5 separate regions of the Mus musculus genome follow, and regions 2, 3, 4 and 5 are each linked to region 1. A link is a loop called in an ENCODE intact Hi-C map of the cell type or tissue named here. Cell type or tissue: left cerebral cortex. All regions are shown on one strand.

Evidence for each region. Hi-C counts contacts between places; a loop is a spot of excess contacts. Peaks named below come from ENCODE experiments on the same cell type or tissue, not always from the same donor. Only the 100,000 strongest peaks of a DNase experiment are listed, where the experiment ranks them.
Region 2: it touches region 1 in a loop (3-fold over the local background); 2 of 42 quality-filtered maps call a loop at or near these places.
Region 3: a loop joins it to region 1, with 2.7 times the contacts of the local background. A loop is called at or near these places in 3 of 42 quality-filtered maps.
Region 4: it touches region 1 in a loop (2.1-fold over the local background); 3 of 42 quality-filtered maps call a loop at or near these places.
Region 5: it touches region 1 in a loop (2.3-fold over the local background); 2 of 42 quality-filtered maps call a loop at or near these places.

What each region holds. Positions count from the first base shown.
Region 1 is chr8:23,907,409-23,912,408 of GRCm38, reverse strand. The region is part of intron 4 of Zmat4 (zinc finger, matrin type 4); the gene reads right to left. Among named protein-coding and RNA genes, the nearest start is that of Gm51564, 140 kb to the left of the region's middle. In left cerebral cortex, no CTCF peak of the experiment used is centred here; DNase peaks (open chromatin) are centred at 1,129, 2,649 and 4,670; H3K27ac peaks cover 4,639 bases.
Region 2 is chr8:24,522,170-24,527,169 of GRCm38, reverse strand. No RefSeq gene overlaps it. Among named protein-coding and RNA genes, the nearest start is that of 9130214F15Rik, 22 kb to the right of the region's middle. In left cerebral cortex, a CTCF peak has its summit at 1,876 (motif pointing right); a DNase peak (open chromatin) is centred at 1,910.
Region 3 is chr8:23,815,394-23,820,393 of GRCm38, reverse strand. All of the region lies in intron 3 of Zmat4 (zinc finger, matrin type 4), which reads right to left. Among named protein-coding and RNA genes, the nearest start is that of Zmat4, 150 kb to the right of the region's middle. In left cerebral cortex, a CTCF peak has its summit at 2,620; DNase peaks (open chromatin) are centred at 2,692 and 3,815; H3K27ac peaks cover 783 bases.
Region 4 is chr8:23,675,305-23,680,304 of GRCm38, reverse strand. All of the region lies in intron 1 of Zmat4 (zinc finger, matrin type 4), which reads right to left. Among named protein-coding and RNA genes, the nearest start is that of Zmat4, 8.1 kb to the right of the region's middle. In left cerebral cortex, a CTCF peak has its summit at 3,037 (motif pointing right); a DNase peak (open chromatin) is centred at 3,096.
Region 5 is chr8:24,383,632-24,388,631 of GRCm38, reverse strand. It overlaps Gm30633 (a long non-coding RNA gene), which reads right to left. Exons shown (of 3, transcript XR_378810.2): 2 at 1,770-1,960; 3 at 1-281. Among named protein-coding and RNA genes, the nearest start is that of Gm30633, 4.0 kb to the right of the region's middle. In left cerebral cortex, CTCF peaks have their summits at 1,998 (motif pointing right) and 4,504; a DNase peak (open chromatin) is centred at 2,004.

The DNA.
Region 1 (5,000 bases):
AAGGCAAAGAGAAATATTCAGTCAACACACTTACACATAGGAGCTGAGTGGGAGAAGCCATAGCTGATTTGTTCTAATTCCCAGTCCTGCTCATTGTCTCTCAAAATGAAAAATGATCCCTTGCAAAAGTATAAATATCTGTCCTTGTGGCTGTGTTGCTACTGGTCGCCTAGTGCGAGCCCTGGAGTTTGAACTGCTGGAAGCGAGCCAAAATCAGCAGGTGATTTTATGATACATGACTTACCACTGGGAGCAGAGCTAAGTCCTGGACTCTGCAACCCTCCCGCCTTTTGCTTTGCAATTCTGACTATACACGGCACAAGTTACTCACTTGCAGGTCTCTGCTGCTTCTTCAGTAAGATGCTCCTAATAATGATACATTACTGTGCTTTATGTATGACAAAGCACAAAGATTCAATGAAACCATGAATATGATTCTCCTCATATAATGGCTTTGTAATTACCAGCCTTGGTTACTGGCTCTGTTATTAAGCTACAGTCGGGCTACTCAGCTCCACACAGTTTAACCATATTTAGGATTTTTTTTAATGTTAGTTTTTTATTTCATTGCAGAGTAACGAGCAGACTTTTTGAAGCCTAATGTTTAGAAATGAATATAGGGTAATTTTTGCTAGATATATACATAGTCGGTTCTCATTATTCATAATAGTTTTTAAATTGTGACCAGGAACAGTGAGTGGTAAGCTAGTGCTATAAAAGGAAGCTCATGAGGTTGCCGTCACATTCTGATCAATGGATCAGCGCATGATCTTGATGTGTGTTTGTTTACGATACATTACTTAATGCACAGATTGAATCCATGGCTAGCGGTGTTCTAACTGAGGCTTGAGAGAACCTGAACTAGTGCATGCGTTTTTGCCATACCTCCACCTGCTTGCTTTAGGGACGCTACACAGCTCCTCGACACAACCCTTGAGAAATTATAATTGGCAAGTCAGTGGAGGAAAAATCATAGTCAAAAGGCATCACCCTTAATAGAAAGCAAAATGAGGACACTGCTAATCCTGTGACAGCTGACACCAGCAGGTTAGTCTTGCCTCCTTCAGCCTCAGGGTGGAGCTTTCCCATGGGGTGTCTCAGATCTCTCATGGTTCTCTACATATGTGGGAATAACTACAAGGTGATCTGGAAAGCCTGAGCATTTCAGTGAATCCTTACTCACCAATGATAGGGGTTGACATATATGCTGATATACACTTACATGTATTTATATAGGACAACGCATTCACTCTGTCCTCACAGTGAGTGCTATACCAGGCTTTTCAGTCTGTATCATCTGTTTTCTTGTCCTCCTTCTACAATGCATTTGAAGGCTAGTGTACAAATAAAAATGTATGCAAACTTGCATAGGTGACCCAGAATTTAAAAGAGGGTCTGCCTCCAAAGGCTGGGGTTATGTCTTAGATTCTAATCTATACCATCCTTTCTCAGGAAAAGCTTTTTGTAAAGTCAAGAAAGTGAGCACCACCGTCTTTGAAGTTTAACCAAGGCTATTCACCCGAAAATGAAACCATAAATATTTCAACACCTATCATTATTCTAATGTTTGCTCCCAGTTCTACACATCCAACAGATATTTGCTCTGTGTACCAAACGCGATGGCAAGCTTGGCAGCAAGACTGAGGAAGCAACACCAGGGTCCCTGCTAAGCAGGTCTCAGGGCTAGACTGCAGGGATTTCCCAGTATGTTAAGGGAGGTTCAGCACCACAGGAACGTCAAAAATGAAAGAAAGGTTATTGCACGCTTTAGTGTCATTACTGTCAGGCTAATGATATTTGGGAATTTTATAAAACACTGATCTCCAGATCTACTTTTCTGGGAGTGATAGATGCATTCATAAAAGCTTCCAGGTGAAACAGAAACCCGAAAGGACAGTACATCAGAGGGATAGATTAGTCACTCCATGAACAGCAATACTCAACTCCAGAGCATCACTAAAGGCTTACGTCTCATTCTCACATTTGTAGCCTGGCCATAGAATGACACCTATGTTATACCTATTCATAACCAACTTAATGTCCAGGGTAGGAGGTGAGCAGGTTTCAGATAAGCAACATGTTTGCCATGCGCATTAATGAACCCTCTAATAGGAGATAGAGCATCACCTACCCATTCAGATTATGTACTCGCAATCTAAACTTTCTCTTCAATTTATGGCAGAATATGGGTACTGCCTGCAAAGATGCCTTTCTAGGTTTCAGATTTCCTCTTTCATTCTTTTGTTTCTTCCAAAGTATTTTAATCCTAACTTTTTCATACTTGAATTTATATTATAAATTACATCATTTGCCCCTTTTCATTTCCTTCCCTCCTTCCCTTCCTAAATCTCTTCTGTTGCTTTCTCTCAAATACATGGACTCTTTTTCTTCAATTGTTGAGATATATATATATATACATATATACATATATATATATACTATATATATATGACACTATATATATGTGTAGATATATATGACACTATATATATATAAAGAACACTATCACTGAGCTGTATCCCCACACCATGCTCAGCTATTTTGACTCATCTTCTCTGCCAGGTTCCTCTGACTCTGCATATCAGCCTGCACTTTTACACTCAGACTTGTTCTCATGTAGGAACCAAACACCAAGTTCTATTTTTCTATCATTCACTATCCTGGAAAATCACTGCAGTCAAGCTGGTGTCTGGGAATGAGCCAGAAGGGAGAATAGCTATGGAGATAGGACTCCTTTATGATGCAAGTTTAGAACTTGGCAAAGTAAATTAACCCAGTGGATTCACCTTGGACAACCAACAATAGAACAGCTCGTGTGCGAATTATATGTCCCAGAGAAAAGTCCAGAACAGAGTCAGTAAAAATAGCCGCCTTTCTGGAATGGACAGAGTCATTTATGGTACTATAATCATGTGGCAGATGTGTCCTCTGATTATGTTATTGGCTCATATAGTCATCATAGTAATGAAAGGGAAACATAGGAAAGTTAAGTCCTTCACTAATAATTACTGAGATTTACCCACGAATTATGCAAAAGCCCACAACATATTTTCTGAGGTTCCCCAAAGCAGGAAGGATTCCCAAAGACTAGGGGAGTCTGATAGAGGATTTAGCAGGATGGGAGGTGCTTAGATACATACTGGAAGAGTGAAGAGCATCTCAGGTGTGGAACAGCTACAGGCAGGGCACAGCTGGGATTCAGAAGTCGAGCATCACATTTGAGAATGTGAGTCAACAAAGTGAGAAAGGGAACGGCAGCTAACGCAGAGCACATATGTCAAGCTTTCAAAACTTGGGAGAGCGACATGTATACTACCTGGAAACCAGTCGCCCATGGCTGCGCATGGGTGTGGGGGAGCAACTCTACCCAAAGGATAAGATCCATATGAAGATGGAGTTCCAGCACTGCCAGCATGCCCTGCCCACAGTCATGGCTGCCCTTACGCTGCAGCTGTGGGTCCCACGACAGCATGCAAATTGTACATAAGGGTGACAAGTCAGCTCCTTCTTAGGAAAATTAGTCCCCACTGTACCTGTGACAAAATACCAAAGAGTTAGTGGCTTCCATAGAACACACACTTGTAATTTTTACCATTCCTCGGGTTAGGAATGTAAAACAAACTTCACTGGCTAAAAGCTACATTGTCAGGACTACACTCTTCAGGCAATTCCAGAAAAGAACTCTCACCTTCCCCCAGCTCTGCCATCACCCAAAGACAGCTGGACCCTTCCCAACCCCTGTATCACTCAGATGGACCCCCTTGCCTTCCTTTTTCCCTTCGGAATACATCTGTGATTGTATTGGATCTACCTGGATACTCCTGAATAATCTTCAAGTTTCAAAGTTGATGAACTAGTCTCTGTGATCCCACTTGAAACTTTGATGCCCTGCCACTATGATAAGCTGGCTACACAGGTCCTGGGGAATATCTTTAAATAATATTAGTTTCCCCTCAGCTGCCTGGTATTGTGCTCCTGGGGAGCCACCAATGTCAGACCTGATACCATCTATCTTGTCACTTGGGAATCATATTACACAGCTACAGTCTCAGTGTAGCAGCATCGAAGATGGTCTATATAGGAGGCCAGGAGGACACCATCATGCAGCTCAGAGCCTGAAGGATGTCGCCGGCCTGTTTAGTGCATACCCTGCTGCACAGGCAGGGGAAGAATGGCTCTTCTATGGTCTCTGGGCTTAGGTATCAAGCTTCTATCTGTTTAGTTACCGCTCTTACTCTCTGATAACAGAAATCCTTCTATATTCCTGAGACAGAGACTCTCTCTGGAGTCCTAATCCTGGTATCTGATTTCTTATTTTATCCTGTGTTTCTGTCTTTAAAACTACTCCCTATTGCTTCCACTTGCTAGTCTAGGACTTTAGCTCCTGTTGGCTGACTGTATCTCTTGCCTTCTGAAGGCTTATTTTGCAGACCTTGATTGCTCTTTTGCCCTCCACAGCCCTCCCCAGCCTCTAGTCCCTAGTCCCTCCTTTCATTACCAACAAAAATGTTCCCCCTTTTCCAGCAGCTCCAAGTGTCAGACTCTGCCTCAGCCCACAGAAACACAGCTCAGAAAGTCTTGTCCTAAGAGATTCAAATGCAGTAGCTCTTGTGTTCTAGGCAAGGCAGTAGCAAAACAAATCCGAGGCTCAGGACGTGGAAGGGAACCAAGCTCTTCCCTCGCAAGACCAGGGAGATATATGCAAATGTATGCACAGCAGTAGAACAAAACAACAGACAAGAAGACTGAAGTTGGAGAGGAACGTGTTCCTGTTCCAACCAGAAAGTATAAAACTGACTCTGGTCGCACTTTCCCCGAGCTCCTGGTTCCTTGGATCCCAGGTCAGTGCTCTTTCCAGCCATCCTATCAGTGGGTCTACCTGCATGTGTCAGCCGTCGGGAAATGTTTGATTTAGAGGGCTTTGAAAAGTCATCTAAGCTAAGCAGTAACTAACCACTTATGGAACCCCAACTGGAAAAGCTCCAAGAATCAGCAGCAGA
Region 2 (5,000 bases), 610 kb before region 1:
AGAAAGAAGAAGGAAAAACAAAAAGGGGGTAGGATTTCAACATTATAGTCCAGATCTGACTCAATTTTTAGATCTGAGATACAACGCTCAGTACCTGCTAGTCAATTATTGCTCCCAGACAACGAGCCCCGTGCCGAGCCTTGTGCGGAGGAGGAGGAGGAGGAGGTCGGTCCTGACTCTACCCCTGCACAGATGTTGTATTTACTTTGCTAATGGAGGAGACGCTTGTCTCTTGCTCTGCTCATTTAACAGTAAAGATAATAAAGAAGTCGGGCTTTACGGCTTTCTGAGAGCAATTGCTGCTTAGTGCCTGCAGCTTAGCATCTGCTTCTTAGGAACATTAAAAACTGCTTTCTTGAGTGTAAGCATCATCAAAAAAAAAATAAATGAATTTTTTTTGCAAAGTCATTTGCTTTATAAACTCACAAATCTTTGGGGCCGTGGGCTTTCGTGGCAGCTGCAGAGCCAGCACGCCAACCCTATTCCACGTTACCTTTAGTCGCTCACATGGCTTTATCCCTCTTACAGACAGGTACCTGCGGGTAATATGTGCTCTGTGAGGTAGCTTGTTTAGAGCCCGTGTCACCTCTCTTCCCCCTGGGCTGGAATCCTCTCTCTGGGCTACCCTGCTTTGTAACTGTGAAGTGTGTGTAGACTTTACATGCCAACATCCCTGTACACTCTGACCCCAAGCCTAACCAACATTAGAGATGGGGACAGCTTTTGATTGTGTCAGGAATCTTGCACCAAAGACTTTCCCTTAGAGCCAACGAGGCACACAGCCTTTTCTAGCAAAATGACTCCAAAATTACTTATTAATTATATACATACTTGTTACTTTATCATCCATTGATATGATTTCTCTCATACAAATACTTTTTTTTAAGTCTCATCTGTCAACTAACACAGACAGTAGTCATTAATAGTGTGACTAATCAAACATACAAATAAAATACATCCACACGTGCCTGCTGGCATTTCAGTTACTTAAACACAGAGGGAAAAAAAGAAAGATGTAAATCACCACAGTCACAATGTGAACGATGAACTTCACTGTGTCTCAGCACAGCACAGAGGGAAAGGCCAGGATCGTCATGCACTGCAGTGGCAGGCTGTTGTCATCTCCCTCTGGGGACAATTCATGGGGCACTGCTGGGTACCACAAGTCACTGCTGTCAACACCAATGCTTGGCTGCAAAGGGTGACAAGGATCCATGCATGTGGATAATATATATAATATTCACTAGTCACTTTTAACCCACAGTTTGAGCCTGTAGACTCTTTCTTTAACCCTTTGCTGGGAAAAAACTTAGGGCATTAGCCTACCGACAAAAGAAAGACCCAACAAGCTGGCTCGGACACCCTGATTGTCTGGGGAGCCCAGGTTACCCCACAGCCAGCAGTGTCTAGATTGTGCTCTGGAGTGTGGGAGATTGGAATTCTTAGCTAGACTGGTGTCAAGCTCCTGGGGTTTAGAGTCCACTTCCTGGGTTCTTTTCTGACTGTGCAGTTGGTACTGATCCAGCGAGCGTGGGGGCAGGGTCAATGGGGCAGCCCCTGCATGCAACAGAATAGAGATGAGTGCAGAGGACACTGAGGCAGGGGCGGACCGCATCTGTGTCTCCTGCTCATCTCTGAGTCCTAGGAAGACTGACTGAGCTCAACTCCCAGTATATGATCTGAGAATTTTGATTTAAATGTGGACTTGGGTCATGGTGGATGTCATATGACTTACTGGAATAATTTTCTATGCTGCTGCTTTGTAACTGTGCAGAATTTATATGCCAACATCCCTTTGCACTCTGACCCCAACTCTAACCCTAATGGCTTTTGATTGCTTAGTTTTTGCTTGCAGATCTGGCTATTGACCACAAGAGGGCAGTAGCAACCTACAAATCTTTACGGCACGCTCAAAGGCGCGGATTCTGTGTTTGCTTGTCTCAGGCGGAAATATGCATATTTTTGGAAGTCTTTCTTTTCTCCACAGGGGCCCTGGGAAGACCTTGAGAAGTTATTTCACCCCAGGTGATGCCTTCAGCCAGAACCACATTAAATCAGCACAGATGGCTCTCTCTGGGCTCAAGAGCAAACGGCAGTTTATTTGTAAAAGCTGAAGTTAATAATGATAATGATGTACAATAGATATGATAAAGGAAAACCCTGATAGATTTATTTTAACAGGAGAGACGCTCTCCTTGTCTCCACGATCAGTGTTATCTGTCCAGGAAGCTTAAATGGAGACAAATTAGGAATTCAGCAACAGGAGCAAGCTTTGGGGAGATCACACGGAAGGTCAGGTACACGGGAGAAGCCACATGGCTGCCAGGCTTAGAGAGCAATTAGTTGGGGTTCTGTCTTAAAAAATACAGGAGAAAAAAAGGCAGATAGCACCATGGAAATGAAGTATCTTTCTCTTGCTTTCCCTTATCCCAGCCGTGTTTCCCTTGGTGGGACATGTGCCCTCCTACTATGGAAAACTCAGTGTGTGCCAAGCCTTTCCCCCTAAGAGTGTCCTGAACCCCACTGCAGCTCAGGATGGGTCCAAAGCATTGATTGATCAAGGCAATAATCAATTGATCAGGGCAACAATCAATTGGTCTCCCTGATTGTTCATTACCACAAAGCCCAACCTTCTCATAAAATACCAAGTACACATAAAAGAATATAAACTGCACGTGCACATGTGTGTGTGTGTGTGTGTGTGTGTGTGTGTGTGTGTGTGTGTGTGTGAGGAAACCAGTAAAATAGCTTGTCCAGACTACACACTGTTGCCGCCGTACTGCCACAGGGCCAAAGTCGACTTCAGATTCGTGTCTGCAGGTGGACCGTGTAAAGCCCACTGGACACATTCACACCAGCCTCCCTGTCTGTGACACCCACCACGCTCTGAGTCCCGGTTCCTCCGCTGAACATAGTTGGAGCCCTGGGAGTGTGGGGAGCAGGGGAGCAGCTTCAGGCCGTCAGGATGGAGACACAGCAGGATACGCTGTCTGTCACAAACCCCTATCAGCTTATGTGTGCAGAGTGTAGTGTAACTGGTTGCTGTGTTGTTATGGTTGCTAGGGATTGTTACTCACTGTTAAGGGCCTGGAAGGAAAGCTTCCTTCTTAATCATAAGGCATTATAGAGTGGAGAAGGCCCTGTGTTTCCACACTCCCAAGGCTGTCAGCAAGAAAGGCTGCAGTCTGGGATCCTACGGTCTGGGAAGGCAGAGCTGATTGCCTTCTCTCTCTCTCTCTCTCTCTCTCTCTCTCTCTCTCTCTCAGTCTCTCTCTCAGTGTTTTTCTGACACTAATTTCTGCCCTGGCCACCCCGGAAGGCTGTTCCACCCTATGTCATGTTCCAGATTATATCAATTATGTATGTGAGTGTATGTGGGGGCGCATGCATGCCAGTGAGTGTGCTCTCCCGTAGGTGCTTGTGGAGGCCAGAGGCCAGTCTCAGACATCACTCCTGAGGATCGTCCACCTTTCTTTCTCTCTCTCTCTTTCTCTCTCTCTCTCTCTCTCTCTCTCTCTCTCTCTCTCTCTTTCTTTCTTTCTTTCTTTCTTTCTTTCAGCAGGGTCTCATCTGGAGCTCAGCAATTAGGCCAGGCAGGCCAGCCAGTGATTTCTGCTGTTCCTGCCTTTCTGGTACCAGCTTTACAAGTGTATCCCATCATACCTGTTTATTTACATTTATTTTGTGGTATAGGTGTATGTGTGCGTGCGTGCGTGTGTGCGTGCGTGCGTGCGTGCGTGCGTGTGTGTGTGCGTGTGCATGCATACCTGTGCATGTGCCTGTGCGTGTGTGTGTGTGTGTGTGTGTGTGTATGTTCATGTGAGTGTGAAGGCTAGGTTTTCCTTGAGTGTCTTCTTCAATTACTTTCCACTTTCATTTTTGAGACAGGGTCTCTCATGGAACATAGTTCTGCTAGGCTGGCTGGCCATGTACTCTGGGGATACACCTCTACCCTCCAGCCTCCCCTGCCCCCGTCACCTTATAACCAGGTGCCCCATTCCCAGGTGCAGCATTGCACCAGCTGCACCAGGACGCCTGGCCTATCACGTGGTGCTGGGATCTGAACTTGGCTTCTCTCTTGGTGAGACGGGTGCTCTCCCGACAGAGCCATCTCTCTCTATCCCAACCCTTCTACTTTTAGAATCTAACCCAAATCATCTGCTTGGGTATAAGAACTGCAGACTCTGGGGTACAGCTCAGCCATGGGGACCCCACTTCCATTCTCAGCACTGGCAAAATGTAGAGCATACCAAAGCAACCCTTCTGATACCACGGAGCCTGAGGACCAGCACAAGGCTTCCAGAGGTGGAGTCTCGATGCCACTGGCACAGGAGCGACTTCTTTGCGTGAAGACAGAGAGAGTCTTGGTGCCCATCATGACTGGCTAAACTGGGCAGTACAAGCCTAGCATCCACCTCTAAGGTCCTGGTCCTGGGGCTTCTGAGCTCCCAGGCTGGTGGCCTCTCCTCTTTTGGAACAGCATCTGTTTTTGTGGAATGAAAACAGTCCCAGAATAGCAGCCTGCTTCTCTCTCCTGTTCAAAACGACCCAGGGATGTCATTAGCTACTCATGGCGGTTGATGAGTTTGGGGGTGTCTGCTCCTCCTCACGGATCAAGGCTATGGAAGTACTCAATATCTGTTTACTCTCCAGGCAGTGGGGGAAAATTACGGGAAGGGCGATCATTTCTGTTTTGAAGAGACTTCCAAGAAGACCTCTTTGTATGTTGTTTGCTTCGCCGTCGTCTCTTACTCTTGTAGACTCCATGGTCACCAGGGAGACTTCTAAGTGTAATTATTAAAGAGAACAGACATACACTAGGCAAAATGTTAGGGGTTTTAAAAAAGTGTGCCTGTGTTTTTGTGTGTGTGAACGTTGGATGACAAAACCTATTTATTCTTTTTCTTCTAAGTTTTTAAACATTTAAATTATATACGTGTGTATCTCTGGGGATGGGGTATGCACACACGAGTGCAGGTGTCTGCTGCTGCCAGAGATGT
Region 3 (5,000 bases), 92 kb after region 1:
CTAGCATGAGCCAGGCCCAAGGCTCAATCCTCAGAGCTGCAAAAACGAAGAGGAAGGAAGGGAGAAATAACAAAAGAAAGAGGAGGGAGGAGAGATGGAGGGAGAGAGGGAGGGAGGGAGGGAGGGAGGGAGGGAGGGAGGGAAGTTGGGAGGGAGGTGGGAGGGAGGTGCAGAGGGAGGGAGGAAAGAAGGAAAATAGATACCTAAGATTACAAAACATCTGTGAATCCCCTTTGCAAACAACCACATTTAAATTACATGTGACTAAGACAGGAAGGAGCATGCGATAACACAGACCTGAGGAGGAAACAATCAACGTGCAGTGGTTCGCCACAGAGCCCTTGTCATTTCAGGAAGTCTACCTGAAGTGCACATAGACTACAGATTTCATTTTACCTCTAGATGACAAGACTCTTAACAAGAAGCCCAAATACCCCCTCAGGTCCAGGTATCCTCTGATAAACATAGAACACTGCCCTTCCCTTTATAGCACCTACACCTGCTCTTCCTCCCTCTCTTTGGCTCTTTGCTTCCCTTCGCATCATTGGCTGTAGAGAACTCACTCCCAGGGGGGGAATGAGGACATACATGGAACTGGAGGCAAGAGGCTACAAAGAAGGATACACATATGATGCTCATTTCTGAGAGCCCAAGACATTTGAGAGCATTTCGTCTCTTCTTGAATTTTTCCACCCTCTATTACAAGAATGTCTGTAAGAGATAATGAGAGATCAAGCAAACTAATTTGTCACTTCTAGGATGTGACATTGTGACCATTTATTTCTGAGGTTGCTAATGCCAACCAGTGACCTTCTAGGATTACACACTGCTGAAATGTGAAGAGGAAATTTAATAAGGAAAGGTTAACCATCACTCAATGCACCAACAAAGCATGACATCTTTTTTTGCATTTACAATTAAATGGCAAAATAATCTACAAACCAACCACATGTCTTATGATATGCATTTAACGCTTATTGCCAAAGTTCTAATGACTATTCAAACCATATAGAGGATAATATTTGTCAAGGTCTTAGATAGCTGTAGTCACAGACATGCCTTTAAAGGTCGGCTGTAAAACCAAATAACAAGTTCGAAGAAAAATGCATTTTCTATCATGAATTCACACACACAAAAAAAATAATAATAATCTCCTGTTCTATGTGACTTTTCTTTTAAGTGTGTCTGGTACCAAGACAAAGCTAATAGACAAATTATCCCTGACTGCCAGCCTATTTTGCTCTACATTGCCTCATATCAAAAGGAATGGTTCCTATTGTGAGGAGGTAACAGGTCCGCACACTGCTCGCTCACACATGCACTCATGGAGCTTCGGCAGGGCTTCCAGAGTGACATGCTTAAACATTCACTTGTTTGATATCTATTAGAGTCCCTATGCCAAGGCTGATCAACGCTGCCTGTGAGCAGAAGGGACAGAAATACAACTAGGGGCTCTGTACAAATAGCCGGGGGCCATACGGTAACTGTTTCTAGAAGCCTCCCTTCTCTTCTGGCCAGGCTGAGGAGTTTGGTATCAGTCAAGGAATGATGAGGTGTGCTTGTGCCTTTGAGCAAAGCATTGCTGTACAATTACCCAATACCACCTTCTTCAGTTATTTTATGTTCTTCTAAAAGGAATGGTATTGAGCACTGTAATGCTTCCTCTTGGATGTTGTAGTTCCTTGCCAATTACTTAGGGCATCTTTGAAGGAAATGAAATAGACCCAAGTGTCTCTCAGAAGCACTTAGTTTTGTACCTGGAACCTATCCCACACTAGTTTGTACTAATTGGGCTTTGATTGGCTTTCCTCTCTGTCAAGTATAAAATTAATTGGAAAGAGGTTGTCCACCCCTGGGACCATGGGAAAGGAGACAGGTGACATCTGTCAAGCATCTTTCTTGCCAAAGCCAATATTTTCTAGTTGGTGCTTTCATTATCACATTTATTATTATGATGATTTTTTTTTCAGATGAGGAAATTTCTTTGAAGGAAAATGGAGGAATTTGACCAAGGTCATCCAGCTAGCAGGAGCTAGAAGAAAGATTTGACCCCAGGGGTAGTTCCCGAAGTGTGTTCCTTCCCTTCTGTGACACTGAACTGGTGGGAGATGAGCACTCTCAACAGGTCTACAAAGACACCAGCTGTAATAGTGACCAAGGAAAACCCAGCGAGGACAACCCCTTGCTGAGCACACTTACCACATCCAGATCTGAGTCCTAAGCCCTGGAGGCACCACTGTGAAGAGTGGTCTGCAGGTTCCCTGCTCCTCTGTGTACAGAGGCTGCGCCAGGAAGGAGAAAACAGTTCCCCTTTAAAATGAAGCAGTTGTACACATTGGATGCAGCCACCGGAAGTAGCATGATGCAAAGATTCAGATGACCTTAGTGCTGCCATTTAGTTTACATAATTACTATTGTGAGTGTATGAGACAGAGGGAAGGGGAGGAGGGAATCCACAGGTCACGTGCTGTGCATGTGGCACTGAGGACAATTCTGTGGTGCCGATTCTCCCCTTCCAGGGACTGGACTCAAGTCATCAGCCTTACGCAGAGTTTTTTGCCAGCTGAGCTCCCTCCACATTCCTGACCTCAGTTCTGGTTCAATCTCACTCTCTAACGCCCCCTACACTTCTTGCCGGGTCTGTGGAGCTGACGTAATCAGGCTCCCATGAACAACCTTCTGAGGGTTGCGTAAGACTCCATATGCTCACTTCTCCGTGCCGTCTGTGACTGAGGGCAGATGCATAGGAAACGGTTGCCGGGTCCAAGTCCAAGAAGACACTGAACTGCAAAGAAGTAGAACTTGGTTCATCTCCCCTCCCTTCTCCACCATGTTAGATGTATTCTCCGGTGTTTGTAAGAAGGAGTTCCCCATTGCCTCGGCATTCCCTGCATCAAATCCACGTCACACAAGTTACAAATGTACCTTGTGTTCTGATACTGCAACCCTTGGGTGACTTTAAGTCAGAGGGTAAAGGTAAGGGGGTGTGGCCGTGTGTTTTTATGTGTGTGTGTCCACACATACATGTGTGTTTCAGTGTGTGCATTTGTGTGTGCATGCATGCTTTTCTGTGTGCATGCATGTATAATTATGTGTATGTGTACACATGCATGTGTGTATGTATACATATGCATGTTTTTGTATGTTTATGTATGTGTACACGTGCATGTGTGTGTATATGCATATCTATGTGTGTGTGTTGTCAACTTAAACCAAGCCAAACAACCACAAGCCAAAACATAATAAAGATGTCTCACATCTGCAAGAATAACAATTCTGAACACAAGGACTGCCCAGGGGTTACTAAAGAGAAGTGGAATGGTCACATGGGTCACCTAATGGGAAGACAGCAAGCATGATTAATGGCATGCTTCCGTGGGGGCAAAGACTCCTTGCACAATGCAATATAGGGCACAGAAAGAAGCAAATGGTACCCTCGCTGACCCTTCTCAGTCCCTTAAGAGACAGACAGACCCAGACGTGTGGGAAACGGTCACAGCAGAAGTCAGAGTAGAATAAAGTGCTACTGAAAAGAAAATAGCTTACTATTTGTATTAGAATTATAGACTTACTGATGATTAACCCAAGAAATCTCTCAGGGAACAATTCAGATGGGACAGAGAAAGCTGAAGAGAGCGGGCAGGCACATGTGCGGGGACTCATCAAGTTGTATCTAGGGATCCAAAATCCCGCCTATGACAGCATGCCGCCCTCCAAGAAAAGCCAACAAACAAAACTCATGTCTCAGAAAAGAACTGAGAGAATAATTACCACATAACAAAAGCCATTTTTCAGTTTGTTGTCACCGGAATTCTTTTATGCAAAAAGCCCCGAACAAAAATACACTTTGATTCATTTTCAAGGGTACATTCACACACAAAGGCAGACATGTGGTAGTGGCTGTGACCTGCATGACTTTAAACCATCAAGCTTGGAAATCTACCCACCCCTCCTCACTGGGCAGGAGCAGACATTTCTGCAGAACACTACTAGAATTTCATGGAGTGCTCTAGAAAGACAGCTCTCTGACTGCAATCACACTTCCTGTGGAGAGGCCTGATTTACAGAAGAAAACAGTTCTGACTTCTAGAGACAGCCAACCAAAGTACAGGGGGCCGATGAGGCAGAACATGGATTCCTAGATCCCAAGAAACTACCCAAGATTCATCTGTGATACCAGAGTACATCTTTGGGTCCAGTTATTAAAGGGGCCATGTGTTAGTTTTATGTCAATTTGACATGTTAGAGTCATCACAGAAAGAAGAATCTCAGATGAGACCAAGCCTCTATAAGATTAGACTGTAGGCAAGCCTGTAAGGCACTTTTTCAATTAGTGATTGATTGGGGCGGGGGTGGGGAGACCCAGCCCATTGTGAGTGGTATGCCCCTAGGTTTGTGGTCCTGGTTTATCTAAGAAAGCAGGCTGAACAAGTTGATAGGACAAGCCAGCAAGCATCAGCCCTCCATGGCCTCTGCATCAGCTCCTGCCTCCAGGTTCCTGACCTGCTTGAGTTCCTGCCCTCACTGCTTTTGATGATGAACTCTTGCATGGAGCTGTGAGTGAAACCAACCTTTTCGTCCCTGAGTCCCTTTTGGTCATGGTGTTTTATCACAGCAATTGCAACCCTAACACAGACTAATTCTTACATAAACAGTGTCCATGGCACAAAGCTCTCTCAAACAAATCCAATTTCACAAAATATTCTTTTTAACAAAGGTAATTTGATGGTGTATAGTTCAAATCTAAATCCAAAGGTATGCCATTGCTAAGACTCTGTACAAATGACAATCTTTCAGTTAACATTATTGATTGTAATTGTAACTATTTTCAAGAAAAAGCAATGGGTCACTGTCCTATAGCAATATGACCAATCATGCAAGGAAGCCCTCTATGGGAAAGGATCAGATCCAAAGATGAATAAGCCTAGCCCCTGCTTCATAGGGTCTAACACTGAGCACTCCAGTTCCCATCATTGCTTAGTTCCCAAGGCCACATCTGA
Region 4 (5,000 bases), 230 kb after region 1:
TTCTAAGAGAGCAAACCCTGTTAGGAAGGGAGACTTAACTTCAGTGCAGCTCACGACCCCCTTGGCAGTCAGAGATGTTCCTGATAACTCTGACTCCAGACACTTACTCCTTAGAGAACGGCCCTCCCTGAAGTCCTGCGACACTCCCTCTGTCCAGATTAGTCACATCCTTCCAAGTTCAACATTCATGACGTTTTTGTCTTCATGGACCTTCTGAGACCACTATTTCCCTCACTGATAATTCACCTACGTTTGGCTCCACACTGCAGAATTCAGCGAAAGATTCCCTGGCACCCAAAGTCATATATTCCGCTACTGGCTTCCCAAGCAGCTATGAGGGCTACATGGGATTCTAATTCACACCCCTCCTTTACCAAGGACGTACAGGTCCATGGGAAATTTTTGCTGCTGATAAGTCAGGTACCATGAGATGGCAGGATTCGGCTATTCTCACAATTCCATATCCATTCCCTATTGATCTCTTCCCCTGCAAAATGGGGAGAACACCTTGCCCACATCCGAAGCTTCCAAAGACAAAATACAACATACATTTGGGTCCTTATTAAAATAAATAGAGCAGCAAATTACGTACACACACACAGCTCCTCAACCAGCCCTGCTTGCTGCAAGGTTGCTCACTCCCCCCCCCCACCCCAATTAAATCTACAAAAGCCCCAAGGTTATGCCCATGAGAGCCACCACGGGCCATGCTGTGAGACGGTACCCCAGAGTCCTCCTGTGGCCCGACACGCTTCATGAAGCCAGCCAGCTGTGTCTTCCACCCCAAGCAAGCTGACGTGGCTGCCCAGAGTTTATGCAAGAGGAAGCCACAGTGGGACATGTACAAATGAGACTCTCAGGCAGGAGACAGCCAGTGGGAGTCGCCTCTGGCTCATCCCCCGCAGCCCCTGCTCAAAGTGAAATAGCTGTCAGGGCATTGATTTCAGGGCATTGATTTCATCTTGACTAAAAAGAAGGGAAAGGTGTGGCTCGGCGCTGTCCCGTGGAAATCTGCCAGCCCTTCAAGAGCATACAGAGACCTCAGCAAATCCGCTATTGTTCAAAGACCACGGCGTGTAATACCGAAGCCCTAAGGCTTGTGCCTACCAATACCCTGTTCCTTTACCTTGATTGAGCCGCAAACCTCTGTGCCTTAATTCCTCCACTTGGGGTGCATGGAGACACGCTACTCAAAATTCTAAGACAGGTCTGATCACAGTGACAGCAGGGCCTGGGCTGCGATGACGAGGTATGCAGGAAGTCACAAGGCCTGGCCGCTCACAGTGACTGTCACCTGTGCAGAGGAAGAGGATGAGCTCTTACAGACAAGTGCACGCTGGACCTCAGGACTATGTTGGTTGATCGCCTTCCCGAATGTACTGAGGACACATGCCAGTCTTACACAGTTAGCATTGAGCCTGTAATGCTGTCACATGTACAGATACTGCTAGAATGGTTGCAATGACTACTTTAGAAGAGCACTGTTTCTCTGCAGAAGTGGAGGCAGATCGAGTGTCAGAGCCGGGACAAGATGCAACAGGACTGGTGTGCACATGAACCCAGAGATTTGTGGCAGCATGCACGGGGCCTGCACAGGTCTACACTGGATTGGGTCCCAGCACTGAGAGGGGAAGTAGTCACAAGCCCCCATCCCTAGCCCAGAAGCTCTCTCCAATTGATAACTGTGTGCAAAAGAGAAATTCGTTTTCTCCAATGGAGTCTCCCTGAAGAAACAAACCAGTCTTAAGAGCAAACCCCATGCCCAGCAGTAGAGGGCCAACACAAAATGAGCTCAATGGTAGTTTTAGAGGTTCTTTGTTTCATAATCCTTTGGCTGAGCTTTTTTTTTTCAATCTTGCCTGTCCCTTGCTTATATATTATAGTTCCTAATTTTGTGTTTTAGTGGACTTTCTGTGTATGTGAGTATGTGCGTCTGTGCTTCTGTATGTATTTCTTATGCTTCTCTTTGGCTCTTTTTTTTCTGTTTATTTGTTTGTTTGTTTTATTATTTTTCAGATAACTGATGGCTTTCTAAATAATAAGGGGAGAGAGAGAATTTGGGTGTGGAGGGTGAATGTAGGAGGGTGTGGTGGAGAGTCTGATCAGACTATACTGTAGGAGAACAGATTATTTTTAATATAAAAAAGAAAGAAGATTGTTCCTGACTTGGAAAATATTGTTTCTAACACAGAAAATAACATTTCTTTTTCCTGTAAGAAATTTAGAAAACTCAAAAAAGTAAAAAAATAAAATAAAAATAAATGTATCCATTTCCAAGTTATGATATTTCATTCCACTTTAACTGCGATTACGCTCTATTTACTTTCCAGTCTTTACTTAATAGATATATTATTAGCACTTTCTGCATCCTTATATATTATTCAATGTAGTTTTAATAGCTTCTTTGATTTCCATTTTATAGATGACCCATATTAGATTTAATTAATCCCCGGCACAATGTTTTGTTATCATGAATAATGCTGAAAGAAATATCCCTGATTAGAACCACTGTGCGCATCTCTGTTTATTTCCTTAGGGTTGATTCCTTGGAGAAGGCCTGCTTACTGGTTTAAAGGGCATTTTTGAGACCTGTCTCATGTGTTCAAATTATCTTCCCAGAAGCGAAGCATATAAATGTCTATTGTTCTCTACAACACTCCCACCAACATTGGATAGGACATTTTTCATTTTGGCTAATATATTAGGTGGCTAACAATATCTTGGTTTTAATTATGAATGCTAACTACAAGGCTTTTGCATAATCTACCCACTTATTTCTTTTCGAAATGTTTTGAGGTATCTGTCCCAAAGTTGTTGCAGAAAAATAGTCAACACCTCCTTTTATGATCCCAAACCTGTGCTTTAATGGTCCTTTCCATTAGAGCATGAATTCTAATGCCCCACTTATATTTCTCCCCCCTCTGTCTCTCTTTCTCCGCCCCCCCGAAATAATTCCCTTTTCAAAATTTTTGTTTGAGTTGTATTTTATGTATGTGGTGTTATGCCTGTGTATGTTTGCGCAGTACCCACAGTCGCCAGAAGAGGGCACTGAATGCCCTGGAACTGGAGTTGCAGACATTTGTAAGCCGCCCTGGCCCTGTGGGTATTGGGAATCCAACACAGGATGTCTGGGAAAGCACAGCCTGTGCCCTTCACTGCTGAGCCATCTCTTATCCTATTTGCCATTTCCTCTTAACCTATTTCAGAAGCAATGGCTGGTCTCTCTTATCAGCTTGTCCTCACTGAGACCCAGAGGTCCCCCTGATCTGGCGTGAATCATGAAGTCAGTAGATGTCCCATTAACAGGAGTAGCAGCTCTGTTGTGGGTCATACAAGTAAGTAGAAGTCAGATGTGGGTCCTAGGGATCAAACTCTTTCTCCAGCTGTACAAGTTTTCCCGCAATCCTCGGGCAGTCCACGGGCCTTGCGTAGCAGGTTGTTTTCCCAAGGAGCTCGGATCCATGCAGGCAGAACTCCCTCCCTTCCCTGACAATTTGCATGTTCCCTGCAGATGTTACCTCAGCCCTGGGAGTTTTCCCAGACCTGTGCTGCAAGTGTCTTCAGTCAGCTATCTTGCTAACCTCCCTGGTTGTCACTGTCTTCTTTCGGTCTCCCATTGCATTTCACAGGCCCCAGGCTGCACCTTCCCTTCCTAACCCCTGCCCCAAACTTCATCTTCTCCACTTGCCAGCTACCCAGGCTGTCATTCTTAACTCTAAAGGAGACCGTGTCATTTCTCACCTGAAACTGGTCTCTTCCTACCTGGCAAGGACCCAGAACCCTTCCTCCCACTCCCCCCACCCAAACCACACTTTATATATTCAGATTCAAGGGCACCCAAGCACTGAGGGCTTGCTTTGCTATCCCATGCTTCTGAACTGGGCAAACATGGCTCACTTCCACCCACCCCTCTCTCACATATTTTTCCTACTCTTAGCCATCCCTTTCTTCCAGATATTTCCTATGAATCCCCTCCCCCACCCCCCAGTAAGGATATGCTGAGCTCACATCCAAGACCCATCTCTTCTCCACCTAACACACCCATCTCAAGTAGAGTCCACAGCATCAAAACTGTGGAGCTGGGCTGGAGAGATGCCTCAGCAGTTGAGAGCTCTGATTGCTCTTCCAGAGGTCCTAAGTTCAATTCCCAGCAACCACATGGTGGCTCACAACCATCTGTAACAGGCATCCCATGCCCTCTTCTGGTGTGTTTGAAGACAGCAACAGTGTACCCACATACATAAAATAAATAAATCTTTAAAACAACAACAACAACTGAGGGGCAGAGTATAAATGCAGGTAAAGGTCGCCTTGAAGGACAAAGGCATGAAGAATGCTGAGGGGCGGGGGGGTGCGGGGGGGGGGGGCTGCATGTCTACTGGATTCCTCTGAGTTCTCTCCCAGGTGGTGGTTACTCCTCTCTCCCTCTACAAAGAGATTCTGATTCTTCCAACTCCCCGTTCCAGTCTGCTCCAGCGCTCTCTGTCCTTGTACCCCATCTCGCACGCTGGGGCCTGACCATCCCAGTTTGGTACCTGCAAGGTGCTTTCTTCCATCGGTTCCTTGAAATCTCCCACCTGAGCCATTTCGTGAGCAGACATTGTGCACTGCTGCCTGAGTCTGAGGGCTTATGCTGTGGTGCTCAGTTCTAGCTGACTCAAACACCGTGAAGCAAAGACTGTCCCAGTCACTGCCGCATTGTCACAGCTGTGAGGCTCTTTCCAAACCCTACAGAGAGCCAGACTTTGGACCCTGGAAAAGCTCCTGTGGGCCAGACCTCTACCTTCCTCTAATGCTCTTCACATTATTTGTTCTGATTGTTAAAGGTAATGGGTGCAGCATTTTATTTATGGGATGCCCTATGTCATGGGCCTTCTTATTCCATTATTTTAGTGAAGAATCGAATGGATGTCTATAATCTCTAACCACTGCAAGAATCAAATCCAGCATCTCTCACGATTTCTCCCTATCTCTTCTTGGTGTTCCCTTTCTCTATTTCC
Region 5 (5,000 bases), 480 kb before region 1:
CATTCTGACGTCACTGATCTTGTAATATGGAGACATGCGCCTTGTTGCTCTTGTATTTTCACTGCCTCGTTCTCCCAGGAACACGTTGTGTTCTGGTTTATTCCCGACACAGAAGCACTTTGATTCAGTCAATAAATACAGCAACAGTCCCTGATTGAGAGGCAACAGCTGTGCTGCTGTGTGTTCACCCACGGAGCCATGGGACTTCCACAGTGCCCAGTTAACTCCAATGTTCCAGGATGGCTTCTTCTTTTCTCAACTCTTCGAAACTGCCCTTATCACTGCACAGGAAGACAGATTATGTTGCACAGTTATATAATGCATGCTCATCAACTTTGAAAAGTCCTGATATTTCATAAATAAGGGCTAAATAAAACATCTAGCTGCCTGCCAGCCTATTAACTTTATATTATGCATCAAGCTATTTTTGCATACAATTTGGAAACAAGCTACAAATCATTTGGTTTTTAAGAATGTACAACAGTCTATTCATCGAAATTTTGGAGGCAGGGAATCTAAGCTCAAGCCACCAGCAGCGATGACCACAGGCTTCCCCTTAGGGCCACTTTCCAGGTATTCTCTCAAGGTGGCAAACCCTTGGAGGGCTAGCTCTCAAAGGGGTCACCCCATTCTTTGCACTGGTGCAATTCGGAAGGTGAAGGGGTTCTTTGTAACTACAATCTTCAGTGTTTCCCAAAGGTCTGTGTGTCCAAGGGCTGATTCCCTAGTGGGATGTCAGTAGGAAGTACTGGAAGTTTGTGGAACACTGGCAGATACGTAAAGGAAGAGCAACGTGGGTTAAACACTCCAGCAGCGCAGGCAGATTAACAGACCTTAACACTCAAGAGCACACACTGCAGAGTTTGAGACTGTCTTGGTTTACACTGAGAGACCCTGTCTCAGGAGTCAAAACAAAATAAAGCACATCCCCCTCCAACAATGAAGCAGTCACTGTTTTGATACGGAGTTCCTCTGAGGTGGAATGTGGCTTCTCAGAACCCCCTCTTCCCCACGTTATTTGACAACAATGGGTAGCAATGTGATCAGCCACCTGGTATGAACAGGCAAAGGTCTACCTGCTTGTGAGCTGTAGGCTGAGGACAAAGAGCTTTCGCCAAAGTTACCTTAAAGGCAGAAATTATATATATATGTAAAAAATATGTAATATATACATTTACATATAGTTATGTAATTATATATTCTATAAATTTGTATATATCACAGAATTTAAATTATATAATATTAGTATACAATTATATACAAATATATATTATTCATATATTATTAATTATATAATACATTGACATATATTATATATTGATTTAGGTATAATTATATATAATTTACACATTTAATATATAATATAAATGTGGAGTATATAAAATATAAATATGTTTATATAAAATATAAATATAAAATATATCTTATACAAAATATATAAATGCATAAATATATTATATAAAATACATATTCATATATAGTAAATTTTATACATTTATACATTTATATAATTATATAGACTTTAAAATTTATATATAAATATAAACTATATATATATTTATACATAAGTAACCTTTTTATATTTATATAAAATTATATAGTCATATATAAACATATATTTTAAATACATGTAAATATATAATATACCATATATTAAAGTATATTTATATATACATTTTATATATGACTGTTATATATAAATTTATGTTTATATTAATATATTAATATTTAAATATATAATATGTTAAATACAAAATATATACACTTACATGTATGTTTAAATTAGAGAACAGGATTTGAAGGAGAGAGAAGACATTCTATAAAGGAAGTTCAGCTGCACACATTACCATGCTGAATCACTTTGCTGGCCTCATACCATGGTGTGACTGTTGCTGCTTCTTTGCTGTGTGTTTTGTTTGATCTGATCTTGCTTTGTTTTCCCCCAGTCCTTTAACCTGCCCTGTTGGAAATCAACAGCCCAGTTAGAGCAGTAGAAACCACCAGGGGGCGCTCACATCCAACCGCAAGCCAAGTGGAGCACGAGGCTGGGTTGTGTTTTTTAGAGTTTCTGTCTTAAACCTTTATTTGTAAATCTTTATTTGTCATTCCAAAACTTGGCAAGAATTGCAAGCCCTTGAGTATGGTACTGTCTCCCTTAGCATGTAGAATTTCTCCAACCATTCTCTATTTGATAAAAGAGTTATCACATGGCAGAATGTTGTTTGCTTTGCTCAACATAACCAAAGAATTCAAACTGAACACATTTAGTCTTTGTTTTCAAATTAGAAGACCTCATTTCCTCAAATTGTTATCGAAAGGTTTGGTCAGTCAAGTGATAAATGTCAAATATAATAAGCCACTTTGGTAAGCTCTCTAACCTTTCGCCACCATTGCCATTAAAGGAGTGATGTACGTGACCGGATTGAACTCATTATTAGCAATGTGTAATTCTGCTATCATCGCTTGCAATGAGATGACTTAGATAGCACTTCTGCTTTGAAAGTTATTTGGGAATTGACCCCCGCAATCAATTTCATATATTTGATTTGGAATTTTCTCTATTAGCAGTTGAGCAATAAACTCCAATCAGGAACAAGTGCCAGACAGCAGGCTACAAACACTAACCCAAAGCCGCGGTGAAGATGGTCTGCTTTCTCAATCTCGCACATTTTTCCTTTCCCTCCGCTATTGATTGTACAGCACAGAAGCAATTTAGCTGGCTGTTAAGTAGGCCTAATATATATAAATCCCAACTTGTGCTTCAGGTAAACTAAGGCCCCGAGAGGGAAGAGCAGGTAAGATGCACTGTGGACCTAGGGGCGGGGAATATAGTTCCGTGGTAAAGCGTTTACCCAGTGTGCATGCAGGAGGACTGGGTTCCTTCCTCAATAATGCACACCCCAAAGAAAGACAGAGAAGAAAGGGAGCCATTCCTGCTCATTTATGACACCACCTAACTCAGTCTGGAGCAGAGCCTGCGGCCATTTACCAAGCTCCTGGAGGAAGTCATGGAAGGGAGAGAGGGAAGGGCCATCTCTCCTGCGCCACCCTTTGAAGATTAGAGGGTATCAGATTGAAATTGCCCTAGAGGACAGAGACAAGGTAAGAACAGGGCTTTCAAAGGCTAGATAGACATCATCATCTTGGCAATGGAAGGGCTGGGTTGAAAGACCTGCACAAAGCAGCCACAGCAACCTTAAAATCGGTTGGTGAGGATGGGCATGGCAATTGCTTCAAGAAAATGCTAGTCCATTTTCAGTTATTTCGGCGGATCATCTATCGGGAAGCCTTGCGTTCACCGGTGTTGGAAGAAGAGCATCGCCATCATGCTTTGAACATGTTCTCCAGAGCTCTCTTGAGGACAGATGTATTAGGAGCCAGTTGTATTCCTTCTGTATGTCATCATGGAACACGTCTTACAAACAAACCCTTTTGTATTCTAGTTTTCCTGTGTTCCTTATGTTTGCAGCTCAGCTGGCAGGGACCAGCAGAACCAGAATTAATAGAATCCCACTGGTTAAGAGTGAGCTCATGTTCATAATGGTGTAGAAAGGGAAGGCACAGTAGATTGCGATTTTAAACATTTCGGTAGGCTATATTTTCCCTCTCCTAAATACTAATCATTACAGGATGCCTGCTTTCTCTTTATTGCAAATTCAATTTGTCAAGTTCCAGCGTAAAAATCCAATCTCAGTGATTCATTCCCGCAGTGATACACAGGCCAAAGTTAACAATACTTACTGAGATTTATCCAGTGCCATTTTGGGGCATACTACAATCTCTTATTACCCTCACAGTGCTGGAGGGAAAGATATCTAAGGAACCCTTTTTTGCTGTTTGTTTGCTTTTCTTTTAATTAATATGACCTTGAGAAAGACCCAAACTTTGTCCTCATTTTCTTCAGCCTTAGGATAGAGATTCAAATGGGTTACATACAAAATTTTTCTCAGCTTCCCCCTACATGGGTCTCCTCTTATGAAGTCATTAAGACGATATCAAAACCCTTTGGTTATTCTCATAAACTCATGCATTTAAGCAGAGCCTCATCTCACACCTCTGCACGTCATATTTCTGTCTTGCCATTAAGCTGGGTGGCTTGCTGGTAAAGGCCCCCCTGGGAAACGCTGATCCATCCCCGCGGTCAGTGTTTGAATCGGGAAGTGCCGGGTATTAGGATCTTAAGGACTGTGCATGCCTTCCAGTTTTCTTGTCTTCCTGCAAAACCTTGAACAGAGAGGAGTCCCTCTCTTCACCATGGGAGTTCCCGCAGAGCAGAAGGGGAACTGCTCTTGATATCTTCCACAATTCAGCGTTTCTACAGCCTTGCCCTTGAGAGGTACTGGGAATGTAATGATGAAACTCTTACTATATTGGACTTGAATCGGCTTCCTTGTTTCTCGCTGGGGATGCTTCCATAAGCGGTTGGGGGTAGGGGTGGGGCATCATGAACATCTTCCGATGTGTAATTGGAGCCAGCACAATCAAGATGGTTCAGCTGCTGACTACAGAGGGCAGCAGCACCTGCTTTTAACATTTGCTTGAAAGCGGCTATAACAACCCCAGATTAAGAGGGCCGGTCAGGGACTTAAACTACAGTCCACTTCTAATGTAGTGTAATTAGATGTTAATGTGTCCACACCTTGCCAATTGGGTGGAGAGAATTATACTTGGACACGTTATGTGCTTCTCATTCAAATGGCTACCCTAATCTGTTTTGCTCACTTTGCATGGTTGTGTAACACAAGGCAGAGATCTGGGGCCCCAGCAGGTCAGATACTATTACCGCACTACTCTGTACACATTTGTAGATCATAAACACGGTTCATTAGTTTCTCAAAGACAAGAAAGTTTTCTGGCAGCAGACACTGCTAAAGCCATAAAAATGATGTCATCATTCTTGAAGAACAGACAGCATTTACCGTCAAATTAAATTCTTCATGCACGTGTGCGCGTCTGACAGATGCTCAGGCAGAGCCGAGGTAGAAAGGAGTCCTTCCCTC